Regions from separate parts of the Homo sapiens genome. Here region 1 is linked to region 2. Evidence: chromatin loops called from intact Hi-C (ENCODE). Cell type or tissue: ovary. All regions are shown on one strand. Links, peaks and the distances in the headings refer to the core of each region. The heading gives the core; the rest is flanking DNA.

Region 1 (2,900 bases), core at 234-2,733, 50 kb before region 2:
CTCCCTCCCTCCCCTAGGAGTGCTGGGGAATCCGAGGTAAGGTCCCTTGTCCTTTGTCGTGTGAGTGAGATTCTGGGCTGTGAGAGGCGCAGAGTCGCCTCATGGGCTTACCTTTGAGATAGAGGCCTGAGGGGACAGCCGGGCCTTAGGCAGTGTCAGAGGTGAGGCAGTGGTGGTAGACCGGGGAAACTCCTGTCTTCAGGACTGGCATTGAGCTGAGCAGCAGAGGTGGGGGCCTTTCTCCAGGGCTTTTCCCTAACCCCAAATTCTCACCCCAGCAGCTTCTTCCTGTGCCCTGGGAAAGGGGATGTGGTCTCTGTGCTGCCTAAAAGGGTGCTTAGGCTGGGGGTGGGTCATTCGAAAGCCTGGGGCTCTAGGGACTGGGGAGAGTGTGGGAAGGTGCTGAGTGAAGAGCAGGGAAAGGATCAAGAAGGGGGCATGGGAAGGGAGGGGAGTGAGAAAGGTGTCAGGCAGGAGAAAAAAAGGGGCTTGAAGGAGAAGGGAGGAGGGGGAAGTGGGGAGGGAAGGACGAGTCAGAAGCTAAGGAGCATGATGCAGGCCTTAGCTCCTGGCCAGGCTGTGAGAGATCAGCGTGGGCCAGGGCAGGTGTAGGAACTGAGGATGCTGCGGCTCTGCTGCTCCTGGGGCTGTGGGGTGCCATAGCAGGAGGGCCTTCTCCTACCAGGCGCCTTGTGGAGCAGGGCTGCCACTCATTGTCAGCACCTGGTTGAGGGGCAGGCAGGAGCTGGTGGAGGCCTCCCACTGGAGGGAGAGGACAGAAGTAACAGGGAATCACAGGACTGCAGGGGGCTTGATAAGGGTCTCCTGTGTATCAGACATGGAACCAGACACTTTGCTGGGACATGGGGTTACTCTGCGGCCAAGTTACTACTACTGAAGCAGAAACACTTCTTGGGGTGGACAGCTGGTGGTGGCAGGTGAATTTGGTGAGGTTTTAGCTTGAGCTGTGGGAAGACCCAGAGGTCTGCGGCTGCTACTGATGACCCAGACTCCTGCCCCCTCAGGTGACTGCAAGGAGCCTGACAAGTGCTGCTGGAGACACAAGCAGTGCACTGGGCACATCATCTACCCTTTCGCCTCTGACTGTGTCCGCCACAGCCTGCACCTACACTCTGTCAACCACTGCAACTGTAATTCTAGGTGAGGGCCCGCCCCCTTGGGGGACCCATGGCAGAGCCAGGTCCGAACTTTCATTGTGGTCTCCCCTTCAACCTTTGGTTTGCCTCTTCAGCTTTGAATTGGTGCTGCCAGCCCAGTCCCAGCTCTGCACACCTTGCTCTGCTCTAAGAGAAATGGGGAGGAGGTCTGTTGGCCTGAGGCAGGCCCAGCGGAAGCCCACTGTCCCTCAGGCTTCTGGCTCTGGGTCCCTGGGGGAGTGATGGGAGCCAGGCTGAGAGTCCCATGTGTGGCAGGCTGAAGGACTCTTCAGAGGATAGCAGCAGCTCCCGGGGCGCGGGCCCAACCTGCTCCCATGTCATCGAGTCCCCTTGCTTTGAGCTCACACCGGAGGAGGAGCATGTGGAGCGATTCCGGTATGGCTGGTGAGTGAGCCCCGGTGGGCTGATGGGGAAGGGGCCTCTACAGGGCACTGCCCCCCACTCTCTGTCAAACTTCCCCCGTTGTCCCTTCTCCCAGGTGCAAAAGCTACAGACCTGTCTCTGTGGCAGTGATCCACCATCCACTCTACCATGAGTGTGGGGCAGATGATCTAAATGAAGAAGAGGAAGAGGAGGAGGAGGAAAGCAAGCCCCCCATCCCGACACAGGTGGGGCCCGCCACCGCCTCCCCTGACCTAGGCACCAGCATGGCCACTGGTACCCCTGACTCCACAGCGCCCATCACCATCTGGCGCTCTGAGAGCCCCACAGGGAAGGGTCAGGGCAGCAAGGTGATCAAGAAGGTAAAGAAGAAAAAGGAAAAAGAGAAAGACAAGGAGGAGATGGATGAGAAGGCAAAGCTGAAGAAAAAAGCCAAGAAAGGCCAGTTGACTAAGAAGAAAAGCCCGGTTAAATTGGAGCCTTCCCCGCCAGACGTGAGCCGATCATTAAGCGCAAGACAGCTGGCCAGGATGTCCGAGTCCAGCCCAGAAAGCCGGGAAGAGCTGGAGAGCGAGGACAGTTACAATGGCCGGGGGCAGGGAGAACTGTCCAGCGAGGATATTGTGGAATCATCATCGCCCAGGAAGAGAGAGAACACAGTCCAGGCCAAAAAGACAGGGGCAAAGCCCTCACAAGCCAGGAAGGTAAACAAGAGAAAATCTCCCCCAGGATCAAACCCCAACCTCAGTTGAGGCCAGGGTGGTCAGGGTGCAGAATAAATGCCATCGAGCCTGTGGCTGGCCCTCTGCTGCTGTTCTCTCCCTCCAACCTGGCTGTTTCTTGCGGGGCAAGGGGTGGGCTCAGGGCTGCAGGGGTTTCTCAAAGGCAATCCAGCTTTCACAAAGGAAGCCCATGGGAAGGCAGGTGGGAGGGAAAGGAAGGGGCACAGCCCTATTTCTTCCTACCTGCTAGGACAAGGTGGAAGAGTGTATCTGGGGTGGGAAGGAGGGCTTCCCCTCTCTGCTGCGAGAGACTGGTCTGTGTGAAATCCACTTCTGGGACAGGCAGTACTGTCTGCAGCGATACCCCCAATAAACGGAACTTTTTAACCCACTCTGTGCCACTGTGCCTGGCCTTTCCCTCCTCTAAGTGGCTCTGCAGAAGGTGCTCGTGGTACTACCAGAGACTGACCTTCCCAGCTGGTGGTCTAGCTCCTCCCTTGTAGCCCTTTTGTGCTGAAGGGAGCTGACTTGAGTTCCTGGCAGAGCTGGCCCCTTCCCCCAGATCTTGATGAAGAAAAACAAGGGGAGGGAGTGTGCCACGTCTGGGCAGCAGTGGCCT
Region 2 (2,900 bases), core at 248-2,747:
GGCTCAAGCAATCCAACTGCCTCAGCCTCCCAAAAAGTGCTAGGATTACAGGTGTGAGCCACCACACCCAGCCTAAAAAATTTTTTTTTTATTTAAAAGAAGAAAAAGGCTGGGCACAGTGGCTCACCATCAATCCCAGCACTTTGGGAGGTCAAGTTTCACTCCCAGAGTGCTGGGATTACAAGCGTGAGCCACCACGCCCAGTATGATTTGTATTTTTTATAAATATTTTAATGTTGTAGAAGAAAAAATATTGCCAAGCATAGCATTTTTCTCCCCACCCCTTCTTACCTGTTTAATGACACGGCACAATATTGGCCATAGGCAAGAAGGGTGAGGCTGAGCTCACTTGCTGTTTTTTTTTTTGAGGAATGGGTACCAAATTTATTTGTTAATTTCTTGCATTTGAAGTACACAGTCACATCCTTGGCCTGAAATTCTTTGCTGTAGCCCTTCACTGTGACACAACTGCAACCAACCACTTTACAAAGTTTTCCTTGTCTATCAGTTTTACAAAGGCTTAGCCATGTCTCTGGTTTCTTAAGGTCATCAACCTTAATTGGGTTGATTTGGTGTTCGGCACAAAGGGCCACCCCTAGCTTGACATACATAGGCTCTTCACATTTGGATGCAAGCACGCAAAGATGGGCTTGGCCCTTGTCTAAGGCTTTGGCAGCTTTGCAGGTTCCACCTGCTAGGCCATCATGGCTGAGGGCGGTCTTCAGTCTCTTGTAGAGCAGTATTAATATCCATTACACCTCCAGCAGCGTGTCTTCCTTGGTCATGGTGGTGGGTTACAGGTGAAGGTGAATCTTGAGCGCACTCAAGCTTCTGTCTCTGAGCATGTTGTCCATGGCAGAGAAAGAGAGTTGCCTTTCTTTTCTTAACTGCAGGTAGTGGGCAGCAGTCAGTGACAGGTGTAACCTCTGTGGATGACAGCAACAGTTACTGGAGGATACGGGGGAAGAGTGCCACAGTGTGTGAGAGGGGAACCCCCATCAAGTGTGGCCAGCCCATCCGGCTGACACATGTCAACACTGGCCGAAACCTCCATAGTCACCACTTCACTTCACCTCTTTCTGGAAACCAGGTGAGGTGGCTTTCGATGGATTGTTGCTGCTCTGCATTACTCAGTGGGTGCTTGTTTGATCTCTTGGTTCTTAAATGTTTCTTTTCTAGGTGTAGATGTTCTCTTTTGTGCAGACCTGGGGAAATGGCTCTATTTTTGTGTGGGTTTTTGTTGTTTTTGAGACGCAGTCTCACTCTGTCACCCAGGCTGCAGTGCAGTGGCATGATCTTGGCTCACTGCAACCTCCGCCTCTGGGTTCAAGCAAGTCTCCTGCCTCAGTCTCCCAAGTAGCTGGGATTACAGGCGCATGCCACCATGCCTGGCTAATTTTTGTTTTTATTTTTATTTTTTTGAGATGGAGTCTCACTCTGTCACCCAGGCTGGAGTGCAATGGCATGGTCTCAGCTCATTGCAACCTCTGCCTCCTGCGTTCAAGCGGTTCTCCCACCTCAGCTGCCCGAGTGGCTGGGACTACAGGCGTGTGCCACCACACCTGGCTAATTTTTTTTTTTGTATTTTTAGTAGAGATGGGGTTTCACTGTGTTGGCCAGGCTGGTCTCGAACTCCTGACCTTGTGATCTGCCCACTTCGGCCTCCCAAAGTGCTGGGATTACAAGTGCAAGTCACCGCGCCTGGCCTGATTTTTGTATTTTTAGTAGAGATGGGTTTTCACCATATTGGTCAGGCTGGTCTCGAACTCCTGACCTCAGGTGATCCACCCGCCTCTGCCTCCTGGAAGTGTTGGGATTATAGGCATGAGCCACTGCACCCAGCCGGCTTTGTTTTATAAGTGTGAAGAAAATTGTTTCTGGTCAAAGTGGAGACAACAACTAAACCAAATCAAGAAATGGGAAGGACAGACAGACTGGGTATACATCAGCATATCATAAGTTCTGATATTCTGCAATAAAGAAACCCAATGTTTTCCAACTTGCAGTGTTTTTTTTTTTTTTAATGATGCTAACTAGTTACATTAGGAAAATAGATTTGCTTTTGTGTCACTGTTTTTTGTTTTTAAACAGGGTCTTGCTCTGTCACCCAGGTTGTAGTGTGATCTTGCTCACTGCAGCCTCAGCCTCCTGGGCTCAAGCAATTCTCCCACCTCAGCCCTCACTACAGGCTCACGCCACCATGCCTGGCTAATTTTTGTATTTTTTTTGGTAGATACGGGGTTTTGCCATGTTGCCTAGGCTGGTCTCAAACTCCTGAGCTCAAGCTATCTGCCTGCCTCAGCCTCCCAAAGTGCTGGGATTACAAGCATAAGCCAGTACACCCAGCCTTGTGCCACTGTTTTAAGCCTTGAGTTGTCAGGGGATGTGGACACCTTAATGACTCCTTCCCTGTCCCCAGCCCCTGTATGCAGTTTTCCCTATTAATATCTTACCTTCGAAGGGTAAATTTGCTATATTTAATGAAGCAATATTGATACAGTTTTATTAACTAAAGACCATAGTTTTTTTCTGATTCCCTTGTTTTGTTTTGTTTTGTTTTGTTTTTTGAGACAGAGTCTCGCTCTGTCCCAGGCTGGAGTGCTATGGCGCGATCTCAGCTCACTGCAACCTCCGCCTCCCAGGTTCAAGCTATTCTCTTGCCACAGCCTCCTGAGTAGCTGGGATTACAGGTGCCTGCCACCACGCCCGGCTGATTTTTGTATTTTCAGTAGAGACGGGGTTTCACCATGTTGTCCAGGTTGGTCTCGAGCTCCTGACCTTGTGATCCACCCACCTTGGCCTCCCAAACTGCTGGGATTACAGGCGTGAGGCCTCCGTGCCCGGTCCCTTAGTTTTTACCTAATGTTCTTTTTCCATTCCAAAATACCACATTACATATA

Evidence for each region. A loop is a pair of places that touch in the nucleus more often than their neighbours do. Peaks named below come from ENCODE experiments on the same cell type or tissue, not always from the same donor. Only the 100,000 strongest peaks of a DNase experiment are listed, where the experiment ranks them.
Region 1: a loop joins it to region 2, with 2.4 times the contacts of the local background. A loop is called at or near these places in 50 of 110 quality-filtered maps.

What each region holds. Positions count from the first base shown.
Region 1 is chr17:28,702,969-28,705,868 of GRCh38, reverse strand. It overlaps PROCA1 (protein interacting with cyclin A1), which reads left to right. Exons shown (of 5, transcript NM_001366301.1): 3 at 1,026-1,161; 4 at 1,434-1,562; 5 at 1,657-2,672. The coding sequence ends at 2,311. Among named protein-coding and RNA genes, the nearest start is that of PROCA1, 7.5 kb to the left of the region's middle. In ovary, for the core only: no CTCF peak of the experiment used is centred there; a DNase peak (open chromatin) is centred at 1,500.
Region 2 is chr17:28,653,477-28,656,376 of GRCh38, reverse strand. It overlaps SDF2 (stromal cell derived factor 2), which reads left to right. Exons shown (of 3, transcript NM_006923.4): 2 at 894-1,090. It also overlaps the pseudogene RPS12P28. Among named protein-coding and RNA genes, the nearest start is that of SDF2, 7.0 kb to the left of the region's middle. In ovary, for the core only: no CTCF peak of the experiment used is centred there; no DNase peak of the experiment used is centred there.